2 separate regions of the Homo sapiens genome follow, and region 1 is linked to region 2. The links are chromatin loops, found by intact Hi-C in ENCODE. Cell type or tissue: psoas muscle. All regions are shown on one strand. Links, peaks and the distances in the headings refer to the core of each region. The heading gives the core; the rest is flanking DNA.

Evidence for each region. Peaks named below come from ENCODE experiments on the same cell type or tissue, not always from the same donor. Only the 100,000 strongest peaks of a DNase experiment are listed, where the experiment ranks them.
Region 1: a loop joins it to region 2, with 10 times the contacts of the local background. A loop is called at or near these places in 3 of 110 quality-filtered maps.

Annotation. Positions count from the first base shown.
Region 1 is chr1:164,081,024-164,092,437 of GRCh38, reverse strand. No RefSeq gene overlaps it. Among named protein-coding and RNA genes, the nearest start is that of PBX1, 470 kb to the left of the region's middle. In psoas muscle, for the core only: no CTCF peak of the experiment used is centred there; no DNase peak of the experiment used is centred there.
Region 2 is chr1:164,611,991-164,621,440 of GRCh38, reverse strand. The region is part of intron 2 of PBX1 (PBX homeobox 1); the gene reads right to left. Among named protein-coding and RNA genes, the nearest start is that of PBX1, 58 kb to the right of the region's middle. RefSeq lists enhancers at 8,378-8,917, 8,918-9,450, 9,315-9,450. In psoas muscle, for the core only: a CTCF peak has its summit at 3,425 (motif pointing right); no DNase peak of the experiment used is centred there; H3K27ac peaks cover 512 bases.

The DNA of each region.
Region 1 (11,414 bases), core at 3,826-6,325, 530 kb after region 2:
AATAACTAACTTGCTTTTGATTTTACAGGCTCATAGGTGGAAGGAACTTGCCTTGTCTCAGATGACACTTTAGACTGTAGATTTTTGAGTTGGTGCTGAAATAAGACTTTGGGGGACTGCTGAGAAGGCATGATTGTTTTGAAATGTGAGGACATGAGATTTGAGAGAGGACAAAGGAAAAATTATATGGTTTGGCTGTGTCCTCACCCAAATCTCACCTTGAATTGTAATAATCCCTACATTTCAAGGGCAGGGCCAGGTGGAGATAACTGAATCATGGGGGCAGTTTCCCCCATACTGTTCTTATGGTAGCAAATAAGTCTTATGAGATTCGATGGTTTTATATATGGGAGCTCCCCTATACAAGCTCTCTTGCCTGCTGCCATGCAAGACATCCCTTTACTCTCTCTCTGTCTTCTGCCATAATCGTGAGGCCTCACTAGCCATGTGGAACTGTGAGTCCATTAAACTTCTTTCCTTTGTAAATTACCCAGTCTTGGTTATGGCTTTATTAGCAGCATGAAAACAGACTAATAAACATGATAAGAAACATCATCACCAAATCTCATTTGGTGATGATGTATTATCTTCATATTGTTGGGGTTGATTTGCTAAAATTGTATTTAAAATGCTTGCATCTATGTTCTTGAGGGATATTGATCTATTGTTCTATTTTGTAATGTCTTCAAGTTGTTTTGGTATCAGGGTAATGCTGGGGATGTATCCTCTCTCTTTAATTTTTTAGATGATTTTGTGTAGAGTTGCCTGATATCATGAATTTTACCTTGTTGGACAAATAAGCATATCCATATAAATACATATATCATACAACTTTATTAATACCTGCTATTATCATCCTCAGTTTTATAGATGAAGGATGTGAATTACAGAGAGGTCAAGTAACTTACCTAAAGCCACATGTTGGTAAATGATAAATCCAAGATGTGAAAGAGGAGTACTTAGTGCAGAATTTGTGTTCTTAGCCAATATACTATACTCTTTCTCAATTATAGCATGATTTCCTAGGTCTGACTCTTAATATTTTAAAGAAAGCAACACTGTCTCTCTCAGGATGACACAATGCTGTAATGATGGGTCACAGAAATATTTCTCTACTGCTTTTGGCCACCTTCTCATCTCCTCTCCCATATCCTTTCTTCACTACATGAAAATTAAGACTATCAACCCTCAGGCTAACATAACACATCCCCTTGAACATAATCTTATTACTTTCTAAGTTCGCTGTGTCTGCCTCATAAGTTGTTGACAGAAAGATACTAAAGTAATTAAGGACGTTGCTTCCAATATATATATATATTTTTTTGATGAGATGCATTTTGGGGAGGGAAGCAGCTATTGAGCTCAGCTTCTGCAGTTTTCTTCTTCCTGGAGCTGAAGGCACTTGACTTCTACCTGTAGGCTCAGCCCCAACATGGTCTTTAGAACCACTTTTTGGAATGGGCAGAGGGAAACTGACTCAGTAACATACCACTCTTATTGTCATTCTGTTGCAGATTTCTTGGTCTAGTTTTATCAACTAAGCTCCTACCATATTCCTATTTTTTTTATTTGATAAGCATACTGTGGCTTTTCCCTAAATATATAAGGGATTATACCAAACTCATTCCACCTTTCCTAGACTATCCGATTCTAGGATAGGAAATAAAAAACCATCTACTCAGAACCAGCTGATCTGCATAGAATGCATTGCATAACATTATTAATAGAGGGCTGCCTATGGACCCCATCCCTATGTTAGTGATTCTACCATCTGCTGAGATACTTTCTGATGCTAAGTATTTGCCTGCTGTCTGAGTCCCTGGCTTCATCTGCCCACCTGCCATGTAAGTGCATGCCTGAACTAATGCCTGCAGTCTCATGCCCAGTTCTGTGACCATCATGACCTGCTTTGAGGCTATGTTTCCTTCAAGCACTTGCAACTAGGTCTTTTTCCATGGCACTTGTCTGACCAACTGGGTTGTGGTGGTTTCAGACCCCAGATTCCTTGCTGCCCAGTCCTACTATAATTAACCTAACCATATCAAGCTATTAACAGAATAACAAACTCAAAGCAAAAAGCACTTTAGAGTTTATCACCTCTTAACTGATTTGCAAATTTCCCCTTCAATCCTGCGCACAAGTCATTATCCTATCTCCTCTTAAAGACCTCTGGGGAAGGAAAATTGACTATCTAAGGAGACACTGTTTTCTAGCAAGCTCCCTTTGAAAATTCGTTATTCTATTGAGCCAGGTATCACTTTCTTTTAGTTTTTACCCTTTATGAAGACCCCATGGTCAGGCTTAAGGCCATTAATTTTAACAAAAATGTAAACTCAAGTGTTTGAATTTCAATACAATTATAACGCAGAAGTCATGAGTAGGACTTATCAGTTCTATTGGACAACAGCATGCTGGGCTTTACTTTGGCATTAACCAGCTGGTAACCATGGGCAAGTAGCTTAGCTCCACTTCTTTTTCGTGTAAATTGAGAAGCTGAACTAGATTCATGGTTCCAAAATTGTTTATTGGATTTTTTAAGATGTTTACAGACTTCCTAAAAACTAAAAAGTGCTCTGTAAAATAAGATTAGAAATTCTGGGTTAAACAAATTAAATAGATTTCTTTGCTGAAAGAGTTCTCAAAACCTTTAATAAGCTGATGTGCTTTTAGAAGTCCTGGAAGGAAACAGAATAAAAAACGTTTCACAAAATCTGGATTATAGTTTTATTTATTTATTTATTTTTGACCATCTTTTAACAGAGTTTCATTGAACACTTTAGGAAATGCTAGACCTACCTGGTTTCTAAGGCTTAAATAATATGTTATGGATTAGTCGGAGTTCTTCAGAGAAACAGAACCAATAGAACCAATGTATTGGCTTACATCATTACGGAGGTTGAGAGGTTCCCATGATCTGCCATCTGTAAGCTGGAGACCCAGTGGTATAGTTCCAAGGCCTGAGAGCTGGAGAGTCAGTGGCATAGACTCCAGTCTGGGTCTGAAGGCCTGAGAACCAGGAGTACCTAGGGCAGGAGAAAATGGATGTCCCAGCTCAAAAGGCAGAATTAATTCAACCTTCCTCTGCCTTTTTGTTTTATTTAAGCCCTCAAAGAATTGGATAGAGCCCACCTCATTAACTTTAGTCAATCCACCAATTTACATGTTAATTTCTTCTGGAAACACCCTCACAGACACACCCAGAAATAATGTTTAACCACTTATCTGGGCATACTGAGGCCCAGTCAATTTGACACATAAAATTAACCATCACAATGTAATTCTATGACGTGAGAAAATTGCCTTTAAACAGAAAGTTAAAAACTTGCCTTGAGGTAGAAATTTCATCATATATACGGGGTGTCCGTGTATGTGTATAATATATAGTCAAATTTATTTCTCAAGATTAAAATATCAATTGCTTAATATACTTTTCAAAAATTCCCCTCAAATCATACTATACAACTTGCACTTTTTGGGAAGCTCTTCTTGCTTAACACTTATATATTTAGATCACTCCTGAACTGTGCATTCAGCTCATAAGAAATCAGTATGCATTTGTTGATTCATGTATACCCATGTGTCTGTCTCCTAACTAGACCCTTCAAGGGTAAGAATAAGCCGCTTAGTTTTCCTTTATTCAGAGTGCCTAGGATAGGGCTCTAAGTACAAAAGGACTTCACATGTAGATGTACTCTGTCATGATTTATATATTTTCCAGTTTACTAATAGACCAATGTTTCTTCTCCTCTGAGCAATTTCTTTCCCTATACTCTATTTAGTCTCATGATTTTTAAGAAGTGACATTTGCAATTGCTTAAATAATTCCTGTCAATAGTCTAAGTTGTTCAAAAGATGAGTTGAACTTTAGGTGATATTATTTTCTGGAGAGAACTTTAGTCTCATTTGATACCATACCCCAAGAAAAATATGCCGTGCCATTTCAGACAGATTTTAAACTTCCTGTTTATCCCTCCTCCAGTGTGCCAGCTCCTCTGCAGAATGAACTGTCTCCAAATCGCTGAGACTGTAATTTCCATGACAGTGTCGTCCATCTCATTTCTTGCCTGTCCTTTCAGTTTTATGAAGGTTAGAGACATTCTTCCTGGGTGTTTGTCAAATTGTTTATCTAGTCTGGAACCAGCTCCCCATGCTCTGCTCAGAATATTTTATGCAGATGCCCCCTTCCCTTGTTGCTGGGTGCATCTGAAAGCCTGCAGTCACCGAGTCAGGGAGAGAAACATCTATGATGACTGTTCATTTGCTTTTAACCATATTCATTCATGTCAATGTCTGCTACTTACTGGTTGGGCTCAGAATATATGCTGCATCAACAGGATGGGGCACTTTCTGTTTGGTTACGAGTCTGCTGTATTTTTCTGTCTCACTCCAGTTCAATGCACACAGTGGCTCTGAGGTTCCACTTCATCAGTATTCAAACCTGTTGTTCCCATAAGGAGGACATACATACATTCACGAATTTCCTTTCTCTCTCTCTCTCTCTCCTCACTTCCTGGAAGACGTTTTGTAAAAATGAAATATTGTTTCTTATACTGAACCTCTCCAAATATTTAATGGAAAGGGGTTTACGTAGTCATTCGCTGATTCATGCACTTAACAAAGGGTTATTGAGCATGAACGTGTACTAGGCATTTTGTCTGTTACTAGAAACAAAAAGGGAAATAACACAATATTTTTGCCTTTGAAGAAGTTGAAGGGTTTTGTTTGGGGGAGACAAACATTGTAACAAAATAATGAGTTGTCTAGTTAGGACAGGAGCTTGCCATTTTTTTGAAAGCTTTTGGCTAGAAAGAATAAACTTGAATTTCAAAGTTGGTGGCAATTCTTCCATTTTTGTAGGGGAGAGATTTGACTTCTCTGAAAGTAATTATTCTCTTGTGTTTTGATAAGTGTTAATAATGTCTTTATGTGATTTGGATATGCAAAGGTGAAACTGTGATACTATTCCAGAATGGTAAGGATCTGGGCTAAAACTTTCTCATAAATGGTGGACAATTATCTTCACTGTAGGTGGAGCTGCATTCCTGCAAAATATCCTGGTGGGAAGCCTAGCCCTTGATTGGAGTAAGAAGAAGATTGAGATTTTTCCTTTCTGTTGGGTATCAAGAATAGATTTCCTTATAGGGGACCATATTTACAGTCGTATTTCAGATTAAGTTTTTTGTTATTGTATTTTCATTGTTTTTGTTTTTGTTTTTCTGAACTTTAATTCCTCTGTTGCCCTAAGCTTCAGTCAAGTTTTTACTTTTTATAGATGTTAAAAAACTTTGGGAAGTTAGAAAGCAGAATTATGTTATCATTTTGGGTAAAACAGAATGTGAAGAGCAACAGCAACTCATTATGCAATGAGAGGCTGTGATTGCAGGAGCTGAGCACCAGTTAGGTGCCAATCTGTCCTATGAGGTTATGGATGAAAATCAGACTGAGTCTGTGTAACATGAAATTCTTCCTCACAGATGCCCAGAGATATCAGGGAAAGAAAAACAGTAAAGGACTGGACTTCTTGCAGCCACATGGTATGAGTTCTCAGATTATTGCTGTTTGGGAAATGAAAGAAAAGGCAACCACTTCAGAGAAGGGTTCAGAACATTTTGGTATGGTACATTTAAGGGCCCTCCAATGACATTGCATCTCAATCCTAAATATATTACAACAAAAAGACTTTTTGATGCATTTCTTGAGGCTAATGCAAATAAATGTAACCCCTAAAGGCCAAAACAAGCATAGTTGTTTTGAAACACAGTGAGTTAAAACTACAATGAGCTATGAGCAGTGACAAAGAGCAAGCACTAGAATAATCCTGTGTGAAATTTTAAACTAGATTGTAAGTTTGAGATTTTTCAAAATACTTAGGGAGTAGAAATTCAAGCTTCATATCTGCATGAAGGCTAGCTTGTGGTTACCAATATTCAGAGAATATTTTGTTTCCTTTGTTCAGGGCTCAAGTTCAAGATGGACAATTTTATAAATAGTCTCCTGGGTAGGTTTGTTTATTGTTTAACTTATACTGAGGGCATAGAACATTAGAGTCTTAGTTTTATGTGGTGTGGAAAGTTCAAGTTCCTTTTAGACTTCCCAAATGGGGTAGATGCTCAGTTGGGGTTCTGTGTAGCCCTTGTGTGTGCTTCCATGGCCTGATAACTAAAATTGAAGTCCATCCAATTTGATAAATTTTCTCAATGTAAAAGACAGTTTGTTTCTCTGTTTTCTTCTCTGGATTCTATTTTATTTTTTACCTCTAGTAATTTTTTTTTTTTTAACTTCATTATTAATTCAGTGATGCATTTAAAAAAATTATATTGAGTTAGAAAGTGATGCATTTTTTAAAAAGACATAATTTGCATATTACTAAGCATTTTAATTGTTTCTAGGGATGCTTTATTCAGGGTATCAAGTTTACTTCAAAACAGATAAGATGGGAGAAGAAATATGTGATAAATAAGAAATAAAGTAAAATAATTGAATAAGGACAAAATATTTTCATAATCATGTTATGTACAAATAATCAAAATTGCATTTAAGACAGAGCATTTCAAAACTGATTTAAGAGAAAGTCTAGATATAGTCTTCTTTCTAGATATACATTTAAAACATAAGAAACAATAAATAAAATAAAATAATAGAAAAATATATGCCAATTAAATACAAACCAAAAATAATTTGGAGGGTGTATTAACAATATACAAGATGAATAGAGTTATTAAAAATAAAGACAGTTGCTACATTACATTAAATAAAAGATTCAGCTCACCTGAAAATACACCTAACTTGAACGTATTTAATAAAATAACCTCAAAATACGTAAGGTAAAAAATTGATGAAACAATAAGGAGAAGTTGACTAGTTCACAATCAGTGTTGGAGCTTTTAATACACTGCTTTTTAATGACAGTGAGATAAATCAGATAAGAATAGTTGAATATTTAAATATAGCATAATTGAATATTTAGACAATAACATTAGTAAACTTGATTTCATGGGCATATCTAAAATCTCACATGTAATAGATGCAAAAGACATAGTCTCCTTAAACGCGTACGAAATATGTAAAATAGTTAACTAGGTATTAGGCCGTAAGGCAAATTTTGACAAATATAAAAGAATTAGCCGTAAGAATCACAGTCTCTGACAACAACGCAATTAAGTTAGAAATGAATAACAAAAAAGGCAAGTTAAACGCTCCTATGTTTGGAAATTGCAAAACATTTCTAATTAACTTTTAGGTCAAAGAATAAATCATATTATAAATTAAATTACAAAAACTAAATAATAAAAACACTACATATGCAAAAATTATAGAATAAAATAGAAGTGGCACTTCAAATTACATATGTAAACTTCAATACTTACGAAGAAAGATGGCAGAAAATGAATGTGCTCAGTCTTAAGAGGTTAGGAAAATAATGCAGAATATAGCCAATGAAAATAGAATAAAGGATACAATAAAGTTAAGTTCAGAAATCAATGAAATAAAAAACATACATAATACAGATGGAAACAAATCATAATATAAACCTCTGGCATTAGTGATTAATGAAAACTATTTCTACAAGAGTTTCACCAAATTGTCAAGGAGTGGGTAATTTCTGATTTATGCAAAAATTATCTTCAGAGGCTGAAAAAAAAAAAAGAGAACACACCAAAAGTCATTTCATGAGACCAGATAACCCTGAAATAAAAACCAGTTAAAAAAGCAAAAGATTGGAAAATTATAGGGTCAGTCTTATCATGAAAATAGGTGCAAAACTGAATACTTGGAAAATAGATCTGAAAATCTTAAACAAAATATGATTACATTCAATTCAGAAGTGTATAAAAATAAAGAAGACAAATCCACATTATTCAGTGTGCTTACCCTAGGAACAATATTAAATGAGAATGTCTAAAAATATACTTCACCGAATTAATTGATTAAAAGACCAAAGGTGGCAATTTAAAAATCTAGCAAACATTTATGAAAAAAATTAGAACAAAGTAAAAGACATAACATCCTAGGTGTAGAAGTAAACTTTCTTAACCTAGTAAAGGGTGTTTTTAAAAAACTCAATAAAAATGACTTCATTTTTAAGGTTGGAGCATTAGAAGTCTACTCTAAAATTTCAGAAATCAAATATAGGTCAATATTTTACTAGAGTTTCTAGCCAGCAAAATAAGACAAGAATTAACACATAAAACATATAAACATTTGAAATAAAGAGGAAAGTTTTAGTAAAGATTAAAGTTTTTAGTAAGCTTTTAATAAAAACTAAAGTTTTAGTCTTTACAAATGATATGCCACAGCAAGTTTAAAATAATCTACAAATAAATTGTGGGAATCAATAAAAGAGTTTATTAAGCTGGCTGGATATAAAATGAGTACATAAAATTAACAGTGGACTTCTAAATTTACCAAAATCAAGCAGGCAGAAAAAGTCATCATTTATATTATATTAATAAGATTTTGACAAATAGACCAATGTAACTGGAAAAGCCCAGATATAAAACAACACACATATCAAAGTTGACTTATGACAAAATTAGTGCTTTGTAACAGTCAAGAAAGGACCATCTTTTCAGTAGATTGCCACGTGAAGACAAGAATGTGGACAAGTGAGAATTCTTATACACTTTGGATGATAGTACAAATCATTTAACATATATCAGGAAACTATTTGTATTATCTTTAAAATTTATTTTAAAATAATAATTGAACCTCTATCTTATATTAGGTACTATTCTAGTTACTTGTGAATATAAATTAAAAAAATAGGAAAAAAAATATGCCTTCATGTAGGTTCCATTCTAATGAACATCCTCATAGTCTATGTCTTGGAAATTTCATTCTGCAACAATGTTTTAACATGAAGATTCTCCTAAGAATTAAGCCTACATTCCTTAAGGCACCAGCAAACATAACCAATTAATTTTTCTATGCATTTAGAATGATACTAGTTATGTACCATCATTGGGGAAATTGGAAAAATAACAATTTCCATCATTTTCTGTGTTCTGTGGTGCATATGAGGAATTCCAGTTGAGAAAGCCTACAAGAAACTATATCACATGTGCATTAGGATCAAGGTCCAAGAATGTTCATGGTAGAGTTGTCAAATTTAGCAAATAAAAATGCAAAGCATCCAGTTAATTTTGAATTTTTGATAAACAGTAAGTTTTAGTATTAATATACTTTGATGAAATATTTGTGTTTTACCTGGCAACCCTATTTATAGAAACATGATTTATTAGATATGCTAACACACTGTCTCTCCAACAACAACAAGAAGCCAGCAATTAAAGAAATTACATTTCACTGTATTGACAGGGAAGCTGCTCATGAACTAGGAACCTCAGCATACAAGTGCTTAGGAATAGGAACAATCAGACTAACCACAGAGAATTGCTATAAGGAAAAAAAAAAAGAGAGAATAAAAATATTTCAACTGATGAAACTTCCCCTAAAAACCAACCATGTAACAGAAGAGAACTTTGAGATATTATCCTAACTGGATATATTGGATATATCCAATTTGGAATAACATCCAGTTTGAGTATATCCTCAAGCAACCGTTGTAGGAAATAAGAAAACATGCCTACTGTACCAGAGTTAAACCAGAGAAGCAGAATATGTACATATAAAACAAGGAATTGGCTTAAGCAATTGCAGTGGCTGGCTAAGCGAGACTCAAGCCTATAGAACGGTCCATCAGGAAATGAAGAGCAGAAGCAGATTAGAATTTCGGGGACACAGGCTAAAATTTTTGTCTAACAGTGAGGATTTCTTATCTCTTGGAAAAGCCTCAATCTCATGGTTCGTTCTCTACTTTTAAGGGCTTCCAAATGATTAAGTCAGCTTCACTTGGGAGAATCTCAAAGTCCACCAATTAGGAATTTTCATCACTTCTCCAAAATCTCTTTACAGGAGTAAGTAGATTGATTGACTAATCCGCAACTATAGCCTCAACAAGATAACACATCAAAAAGCCATCATAGTCCTCCCCTTGTCAAATTGGCACCCACAGAACACCTCTCTTTAACCATACTTAATGTCCAAATAAAGGTAGCAACAAAATTACGCATCTTCTTAATATAACGCGAGTATCTTGCATGCAATTCAAAACTCACTAACCTTTTCCTTAGAAAAAGATATCAAGTCCTTGAGTAACACTGGCTCTTCTTTAAGATGCTGTAACTTAAATACTGAAAAAAAAACTACTATTAAAACATTTTATGTTTGTTAAAAAAGGGAAAATGCTGAAAATATTTGGTTAATATATGTGCAAACATAATTCATATGAGAAGAGAAAATATGCATAACTGTTACTGTCCTCATTTTGCAATGCAGTTGCAGCTTGTATTTATAACTACCTTCTTTGCTGAGGCAAAGAACCTCAGAGGTTCAGGATTTGTTCTCTGGTGGGGTGATCCAAATTTTTATTCCTGAGGGGCCTGGCTATTAGCAATCCTGCCTGAATTGGGTTGTGATTTTTCATTGACCTTAATTACAGGACATAGAAATACTAAGAGGCATTCTAAGGGATTTGCTGTATTCAAGACATACTCCTCCTTTATCCCATTCTGTAATAACAACACAATTTCTCCTTGATAGTTAAAATCGATCACCCCCAAAAGTAACCTTCGTTGCTTATTGATTCAGAGATAGGAGAAGCCCAAAGTTTTCAGATGGCAGTCTCAATTTCATAGACTCATTGTGTCGTCCCTAGATAGATGCATTCTTTCATTTGGAGCTAAGACCTCTACACCAGCAAAGATGAAGGTCACAAGAACTGGAAACACAAATTTGCTGGTAGATCACTAGAGGTAATAGTGAGAGGAGCCACTCCAAATTCCATAAATTGACTTTTGAACCTGTAAATTGTGGATATGGGAGAAAATGCATCATATATTGGATGACAATTTGTAGTATATATTTCATCTGAGATGACACTGCCCCAGTCCTGCAAAGTATTGCCCTCTACTAGGCACCATAGCTGAGTCTTCAAAAGGCCATTCTACCATACTCTCATACCAACTTCTTCAGGATGATGAGGAACATGGTAAGAAGAGTGAATTTTATGACCACGAGTCTATTGCCACACTTTATTTGCTATAAAATAAATTTACTGGTTAGAAGCAGTGCTGTGTGGAACACCATAATGGTGGAAAGGCAGTCTGTAAGTCCACAGGTAATAGTTTTGGCTGATGCATTGTGGGTAGAGTAGGCAAATATCTATCTAGAGCAAGTTCTAGTAAGAGCAAAGTGCTACCCCTTCCATGATGGAAGTGGTCCAATGCAATCAATTCTCCATCAGGTAGCTCGCTGAACACCCTAGGAAATGATGCCATATCAGGAACTCAGTGTGGTCTCCGATGCTGGTAGATTGGACACTCAGCAGTGGCTGTAGCCAGGTGGCTTGGTAA
Region 2 (9,450 bases), core at 2,308-4,807:
CGATGCTTTCTCATAGTGCTATCAGCCAAGGAAAATGTTCATAATAGTTTCTGGGAACCTAATTCTCGCCCCCGTTGGGGATAAAAGAAAAGGAAGGCAAAATACAAATACAGACAGACAGAAAGAGAAGGAAGACTGTTAAGAAAATAGGGGAGGAAGGGCGCGGTGGCTCATGCCTGTAATTCCAGCACTTTGGGAGGCTGAGGCAGGCGGATCACAAGGTCAAGAGATCGAGACCATCCAGGCCAACATAGCGAAACCCCGTCTCTACTAAAAATACAAAAATTAGCTGGGCATGGTGTCACGCGCCTGTAGTCCCAGCTACTCCAGAGGCTGAGGCAGGAGAATCGCTTGAATCCGGGAGGCGGAGGTTGCAGTGAGCCAAGACTGTGCCACTGCACTCCAGCTTGGCAACAGAGCAAGACTCCATCTCAAAAAATTAATTAATTTTTTTTTAATGCCGGGCGCAGTGGCTCACGCCTGTAACCCCAGCACTTTGGGAGGCTGAGGTGGGTGGATCACCTGAGGTCAGGAGTTCAAGACCAGCCTGGCCAACACAGTGAAACCCTGTTTCTAATCAAAATATAAAAATTAGCTTGGCGTGGCAGCAGGTGCCTGTAATCCCAGCTACTCGGGAGGCTGAAGCAGGAAAATCGCTTAAGCCCGGGAGGCAGAGGTTGCAGTGAGGCGAGATCGCACCACTGCACTCCAGCCTGGGTGACAGAGCAAGACTCCATCACAAAAAAAAAAAGAAAAGAAAAGAATATAGGGGAAAACATTTCTTTGACTTTCCTCTCAAAACCTGAAGTCAACAGTTACAAAATTAATCATGTATTCAGCAACCTACTCAGCACCAGACCTGATTTTAGGCCACGAGAATATGGTTATAGACAAGTCCCTATTTCATGTCACAGGGTGGTGAGGTGGAACAAAAAAGAAAAAAGATTGCACACACACACCCACATACTCACAAATGCACATGCACGCATATGAACTTCCTTAAGCCTAAACTGCAAAAAGGGCTATTTTTAAAGATGCATAATTTTATCATGTTTCAATGCATATAAAAATTAGAATTAGCTAGAATTACACTAACAAAATATAGCCTCAAAATAATGCCTTATGAAATCTGCTTGAATAAGTAAAACAGATGTGCTATTTTGGATCTTCAAATACAAATGGTGTTTTTAAAGTACCTTAATACAAATTTTTTAAAAGAAGTTCATGTTTTTCTATAAAGATTTGCTGGTTTTGCTGGTTTTTTGATAGGATCTCACTCTGCTGCCAGGTCCAATCATGGCTCACTGCAGCCTTGACCTCCCTGGGCTCAAGTGATCCTCCCACCTCAGCCTCCTGAGTAGCTAGGACTACAGATGTGTGCTACCACGCCTGGCTAATTCTTTAATTTTTTGTAGAAACAGGGTCTCACTATGTTGACCAGGCTGGTCTCAAATGCTTAGGCTGGTCTCAAACTCCTAGGCTCAAGTGATCCTCCCACCTCGGCCTCCCAAAGTGCTGGGATTACAGGCATGGGCCACGGCGCCTGGCCTCCAAAGAAATATTTAAAAGGCAAACTCATTATTTTTCCTAGGCTTTCTCCACTTCACTCTCCACAATTATGTATAAAAATTGCTTCCAGCCCTACTTCTGGATCTAAAAACAGGATTTTTTTTAACCTGAAAAAACTAGAAGATCCATGGATGGTCTTTCAGGAGTTCCTCAGCTTCCTGAAATTCCATGGGGAAAAAAAAAATGTGTGTATCTAGGCTAATTTTCTGGAACTAGACCATAAATTTCCTCAGAAAATAAAGGGACACATGACCCAAGGGAGGTGAACTGCTCCCTGTGGTCAAGGCGAGTACTTAGGCTTTGTACCAAGGACTAAGATGGTGTAGGAGTTAATTTTTCAAAGGTGTAAGAAAGCACCCACTGCCTTGTATAGGTCATTTTCCTCTCCTTGAGCACTCCCCACCGATCCCCTCACTCACTGCCCCTTCACTGAATAACCCAGTAAGTAAGTCAGCTGCTTGAAAGATATTGTAAATAGCTCCAACAAAGTGCAGTTTGGGGCAGATTCCAATTAGCCTTCACTTAATGGTCTTTTTTCCTCTGCCAAGTTTGTGCAGTGAAGATCCAATGCCCCACCCTCTGCCTGGCTCTGAGTTTAGGCGCAGGGAGGAATCAAGTTTGTGCTCAAGCTGATAGATGTCAGCCACAAAGTCTATATGTGTCCCACCTGTAAGCTAAAGAGGGAATCAAAGGTGGTTTCAAAAGGGGTGTGCCTGGCAGTGTGGCAGAGAGCTGGTTTCCTGTGAGTTTCCTTCTTTTGTTTCTCTCCCTGTTGTCTAACCCTAAATTTCCCTGCTGCCACTTAATTATCCCTGATCATTTTACCCTTTTCTCTGCTTACTGGTTGATTATCTCCCCATTTCATTTGAATCCCAGTGGAGGTACATAAGCGCTAAAAACAAAGCTGATGGCCAATTAAAAGGTAAGTGCCTTATGTTAAAAGCCAGAACATTATACTTCAATATTCATAATTAGGTAGCTTTTGAATGGCTGAAGAACAACGCAAGTCCATATAGAGGGCTAATCAGGGCACCTATATTTTGCAATCCAAATCAACCAATGCCTATTAAACTGATTGCTGTGAATTGCCAGCTTCCTTATTGGCTGGCTCAGAGCCTCAGTACTTCATAAATATTAGAGATGTAAAAGACCAAGGAGTTCCTAATGTGTTTATTTCGTTATAATGAATTCTTCAGGCAAGTGATAGGATTACTGAAGCAGAGCTTGGTAAAAAAACCCTACTGATTTTGGCAGCTCTGCTATTCTTCAGGAGTAGCATCTAAATATTACTGAGAAATAGAGCATAAAGATTATTCACTTGGGTGTAATTTTTTTGAGAAAAGGAAAATAAAAATTTATCTTCCACTCTTTCATTTATTTTCCAAATTATCAGATCACTGAAATTTCCACTGGAGCTGTGCAAAATTAAACCGAGACAAGAGCAAGTGAGCAACGGAGTAGGAGACAGTCATTGACAAGGTTCAAGTGCACTTCAGCACTCCCCAGGAAACCCTTACCCCAGCCTGGGAGAAGGCTGGGCTAGTGCTGATCATCTTGAGTGCCCCCCCCCCCCCGCCGTGATTATTCTCCCTGGGGTAAGTCAACTTAGAATCTCCTCTCCGAACTTTTAAGTGTTTGCTAATAATGCACTTAATTTTGGTGGTGGGGAGGCGGGGAGGAGGAGAGTTGTTCAGTCTTGCTTACAGAGTTACGACAATGCCACCTTATAATTCAAGAGCAATGGCAGGCCAGAGAAATGCTCACAGACACCAGGCAAACGCTTTCTAGAAAAGAATTAAGCATTATGATCTCTGCTCTTTGCAAATGCTCTGTCCACTGGGAGGCAGCATAGGCCGCTGGAAAGAAAAATGGGCCAGAGATCTGGGTTCTAATCCCTGAGATGTTACTGATTTGGGGTATGTGTTATGGCCAGCAACAGAATCCTGGTTTAAAATATAGGGCAAAAAAAAGAAAATGGGACAAGAGATGCGGAAGCACTTTGGAGGTAAAGATAGAGCCTGCTGAAAGGAGATCCACACATGTAGAAGTTAGTGGAATATGGAAACTGGTCTTTTTTAACTGTAACTGATCCCCAATGTGGAAAGACTACTATAGGGATTTAAAATAACAGAACAAAGCAAGTACATTTTTAAGACACAATTTTCTAAAGTGTGTTTTTAAGAATCCTGGTCCAGGGAAAAGGTCCTCAGGTCAAATAAATTCTGAAAATGCTAACCACTCCACCACACACACCCCTCTGAGAGATTTACAACACACATTAACATATTAAACCTCGGGGAAGCCCTGTAGTTCAGAAAGCTCTTTTAACTCCCAATCTTACTTGGCAATACAACGCTTCCTCACATACAAACACTAAAACAAATAACCAGCTCCAAGGAGCACACCAAGAAATGCTGTTTTAAACTACTATACATGGCAATAATGTCTGATCCCATATTGGAAAGAAAACATTACTGAACCACCATCCATAGTCTTGGGTGGCTGATCTAGCGGTCTGTGCCATTTTATCCACAATCTCCTCCTTATTCTCTCTGATCAACAACATGCATTTGTGAGGCAGCTGGCCAAGGTGAAAGGTTAATTCTGTGGCCATGAAACTCAGCCCAGCTAACAGACTCAAATGGGGGCTGAACCTTGTCACCTTGGTCCCATTAGCTCTAACCAACTGGGTTGAGTAGCCACAGACATTAGTCTTAGTTATAATCTCTAGGGGGGATAAAAATTTAAAGGCACCAGCACATGGCCAATGAGCTTTAGCATATAAATTTGAGGAGTTTTTAAAATAATATTTAAGATGAAGTTATACTATTTTATAACAGGAAAAAGATAGTCAAGAGGTAATAAAATATGACCTCTGGATCTGGACTCCAGGTGGGTTCAAGTCCCAGTTCTACCATTTAACAGCTGTATGGCCTTGAGCAAATTACTTAACTTATTTGAACCTCAGTCTCAAAATCTGTAAATCAGAATAAACATATTCCATTTCTCAAAGGATTATTATGAGGATTATGTGAAATGATCTATGTCAATGGGTTTAGCACTATGCCTAGCACATGATGAGTATCAATACATATTAGTAATTATCACTGCATGTAAAAGGACGGAATAATCTCAGAAAATGCAGCTCCCTCTGAAGTTAGCATTGGGAACATGCAATTTTGGATTTTTTTTTCTGTCACATGAAGTGTTCTTACCTTGTATTTATCAGAGAATATGCCTCTTAACCTTCACTGAAAATTTCAGTGAGGTTGAGATGGCCTCAGTCAGGTTTTTGTCCTTGAGAAAAATTTCTACATTAATAACTTCAATGGCTATAAAATATGATTCAGCTAACCGAAACTCATTTTACTGGTATATTTCCAGGAATATATTTCTCAAGGGAGATACACCCAAGATAATGCTAAGTAATTGCAAGACATTATTATTTGGCCTAGCCAGTGTTTCCCACCAACACAATAATATATAGATCAGTAAACGGAGCTTCCCACCCCTCGTCACAGGAGCAGGAGTAAGGAGGACCTGGGGAGGGAGACCCAGGGGCTGAGAGGGCAGCAGAAGGCACAGAGAATGATCATGAGGGCACCAGGCAGCAGCAGTGTGCCTCCTGGCCTAGACGCTGGTGGCTACATCAAAGACTGCCCAGACTTGTTGACACACGGAATCATCCCCGGGCATGAAGAACCACCATTTGAAAGTTTACAGGGAGTCACACAGCTGCCACTCCAGAGGTGGAGAGAGAGAGAGAGACTAAGCCAACTTTTCCCATCCCTATCCCATGGTTTACAAGACCATATTTCACATAGACATATCCTGAATTTTTCATCTCTGGAGACCCCAGTGAAAGGCATTTCCATGGTGATCACCTGGAAGGCACCTCTGTAACCAAACACAATACCCTGGCCTCCCCAGACTCCTGGCTCTTAACCTCTGCGACCCTTCCAGGCATATCCAACCCAGGGAGGCCAAATCCCAAAGTCGAGAGGGTTTGTGGTCATTCACAGAAGGCCTGTAGGCTCTCCCTCTGGCTCCTTCTACTTCACTCCTCCCCTCTTGTGACAGTTCATTTGTAACTGTCTCGTGGGTTTTATTTAGTTGTGGTGGGCACAATTAAATGCTGTTCTAACTAACAGAATCCTTGTCCAGAAAACAAAAACCACACAAAAGTCAGTCTGGTTACTTTGGCCACGTTTAGCGATTGTTTCACATCACCACCTCGTCGATCCAATCAACGGTGCGGCGGCTGGCTGTTAATAAAGCTAGATAAAAACAAATTGATTACAAAAAGGTCAATTTGGTACCTAACATTTAGAAGGCTAGAGTTTGAGCAGTTGTCATCTATAGGGAATCACCACAGTATAAAATCAGGAATATTACACCTGAACAAATAGTTACTTGCCTGAAAAGAAAAAAAAAATTATTCTAAAAAAAAGAATGTTATTATTACTTTCTTTTATATCTATCAGTGCTAGAAAATTGAACCTAGAGAAAAAGATAGTGACTTAGTTATTTAAAAATTCCTTGTGGTTATTTGAAAGGTTATTTCAACAAGTAGAAATGGAAATAAACTGGTCAACAAGACCAGGGTAACCCACACATTGTTAGAAAAAGAAATGAGGTCCAACTTACTCATTTTTCTTATTTTCAGAAATAAGCTACTATATGGAGAAATTGTGTCCATAAACTTCCTTTGACTCCCAGAGAAACATAAAGTTTTGAAGAATCCTGACTACCTAAGAATTAAGGAAAGAGTTGAATAATCTTAAAGAGTTCAACTGAGGCCAGGCACAGTGAATCACACCTGTAATCTCAGCACTTTGGGAGGCCGAAGTGGGCAGATCACCTGAGGTCAGGAGTTCAAGACCAGCCTGGTCAACATGGTGAAACCCTGACTCTATTAAAAACACAAAAAATTAGCCAGGCGTGGTGACAGGCTCCTGTAGTCCCAGCTACTCAGGAGGCTGAGGCAAGAGAATCGCTTGAACCCAGGAGGTGGAGGCTGTGGTAAGCCAAGATCATGCCACTGCACTATAGCCTGGGCGGCAGAGTGAGACTCCCAACTCAAAAAAAGAAAAAAAGAATTCAACTGACATGACCAGGGAAGCCAGCCTAAGCTGCCGGTCATGCCCTAGAAAACCTGTTTGTCATAACCAAGTACATTATATTAAGGCCCAATTTAGATCTGCAAAATGTGTGGGAGTCCATTTTTTTATGATCTGCTTCCATATTTCACAGGGTTGAAACAGGCAGAGTGAAGCAGCATAGCGCACCAGTCAGCAGCCAGGTGGCAAACATCAATTTTAGGTAGGGACGTTGCAAGTGCCCCAAGTCACATGTCAACATAGAGAATAGGGGAGGTAGGAGTGGGGGTGGCAGCTGCAGAGAACAAAAGAGGAAACGAATAAGATAGGTCCGACCTAAGAAAAAGGAGGTGTCTATGGGCTGACCTGATGGAGTGAACCAGAAATTCAGACGGCAGCACAGCTAGATACTTTAGAACTACCGGCATCCTAAAATCTGGCTCCCAAGCCTCTGTCATAAAGTAGGTCTGTGTCCTCGGTATAGTCACTTAACCACACTTTGCATCACTCTCCTCATTTGTAAAATCAGAGAGGCTGAACCAAATGGTCTCGAAAACATGCTCTAATTTTGTCTATCCTTCTTTCATGTACTTCCACACACAAGGAGGACCCAATCACCGAAGGTCCCAACATAAGGAAGAACGGAATTGTACTTTGCCTCCCGAGTGATTCTGGGCAAGGAACTGTGCTTGGTTTCTTCTGCTTTGTGCTTCTGCTTCCCCAACAACAGACACCCCACAGAAATACCAGAGGAAGGTCATCCTGGGAGTTGATGGAGTTGATCTGCTCAAGTGCTGCTTTACTAGCAAAGCAATAAGTACATGCCAGAAAGTCTTCTAAGGTTCTCGGTGCATACTGGGATCTCCACTGTAGGTTCCAGGAGAAGACAGAGTAGCTGAAGGGGCAATCTACCTGCAGCCCCCAGGTAAAGTCCAGCTTAGAGCATGCTTTGGAGTGGGACTAAGAGTTTGGTCAGGTGCTAGGGTGGAGTCAGATTTCTTCGTTTCTACCTCAAGACACTCTCACCAGAAGAGAAGGAAGACAAGGAAACTGATGTTGTCACCAAAAAGTACTTATTGTTTATTTGTTAAAAACATGGAGCATGACTATGTAACAGACACTGTACTAATTGCTGGTGTTCAGCGTGGGAGAGCTCTGGGCCCCCACGTGCACATATACACAGATCATAACCGCAACACTGTGTGCCAAGGCTGGCTCACAGACAGACACACAATGCTAGGGGGGCTCACAGGAGAGCCTGGAGAAAGTTAGGAATAGCTTTACGGCAATCCTGATACTTCAGCTGATTCCTGAAGGAGGAAAAACAGTTTGCCAGGTAGCGTGGAGAAGAGAGAATGAATTCAAGGCAGAGAACACAGTACAAAGGCTGAGTCAGCAAGGGGTGTGACCTGCTCAGAGAAGAGTGACAAGTTCAGGGCAGTTGGGATAAAATGCTTTCCCTGACAGTCCAGAAAGGTTTTCCGTATGCATACCTAGGTGATTACTTTAGATGCTTTGTCTTACAGGGATGGTAACAAAACACTATAGCTCACAAATTGGAACATAAGGCTTGACATTGCTAAGAAACAAGCTAAATACATAAATAAATAAAAGCAAGGTGCAGAACAGTATTCATGGTATTCTACTAGTTGTATTTTCAAAATTAGGAAAATACATTCATAATTTGTAAAAATATTTCTAGAAGGGTTTTTTTGTTGTTGTTGTTCAGGAAATTCTCATACAGTGATCCCTGGGTGCCACACACTGATGTAAATACTTTGTATACATTAACTCATTTAAACTGCCCAATAACCCTGGGAGGTAGGTCTATTTTTCTTCATACTCAACAGATTAAGAACTGAGGCAGAGTTCAAATCACTTGTCCAAGGTTAATCTGCCAATTCATAACAGGATGGAAAGCCAAGCTGGATACTATCTCCAGTGCTCTTAACCAGGATGCTTTATCACATCTCATGAGACACCAGCAACTCAGTCACCTCCAGAAGGGGAGAGGGACCAGGAAGACGGGAACAGAGGTGGGAGCCCCATCATATTCTGCATCTCTTCCTCCGCCTAGGGCAGTGCTCCAGCTGAGTGCCAGGCACCTTTCCAGTCTAGAATCTTTTGTCTCTTTTCATTCACAAAAAAAAAATGTAAATACAAAAATGGGACTTTTCTGACATTTTTTAGGTACAGATATCATGGGGTGAGGGAAGGAGGAAGAGGCAGGAAGTAAAAGGAAGCCATAGCCAGTTTCCCTTTCTATTCCCGCCACCAAGTCCAGCAGCACTGCTCGAGCAGAGCCAGAGAAACCAGAGCTACGAGAGGTGGCTAAACGCTAGCCTAGAAGACAAACTTGGTCACATAGAAGTCCCCCCATCCCCCTTTCCTTTCTGTGGTCACTTTCTAGATTAGTCTCAACCGTTGCAGCTGCTCAATGGCGACGCATTTGAAATCAAGACTATGGCACCAGAACAATGCAAAATTGCATTAAAAGGGGCAGCTCCCAAGCCTGCTTCTACAAGGGTGTTTCTCAACAATGATAGGTTGGCTGAGGCGCCCAGAGGTGGAAGGTCCAAGCAGAAAAAGCTTTATTACAACCTACCAACTTCAGTGCAATACACCACCCTAGCCCCGCCTCCACCTTCTTGAACTAGGAGCCCATATATTATACTGTGCCATGGTTCATTTCAGCAAAAATCAACTAGCATTCTTCTGACCTGGGGCAAAAAATTTCCTCATTGAGATCCTGAAAAATAACATTACATCATGTTGCCTGTGT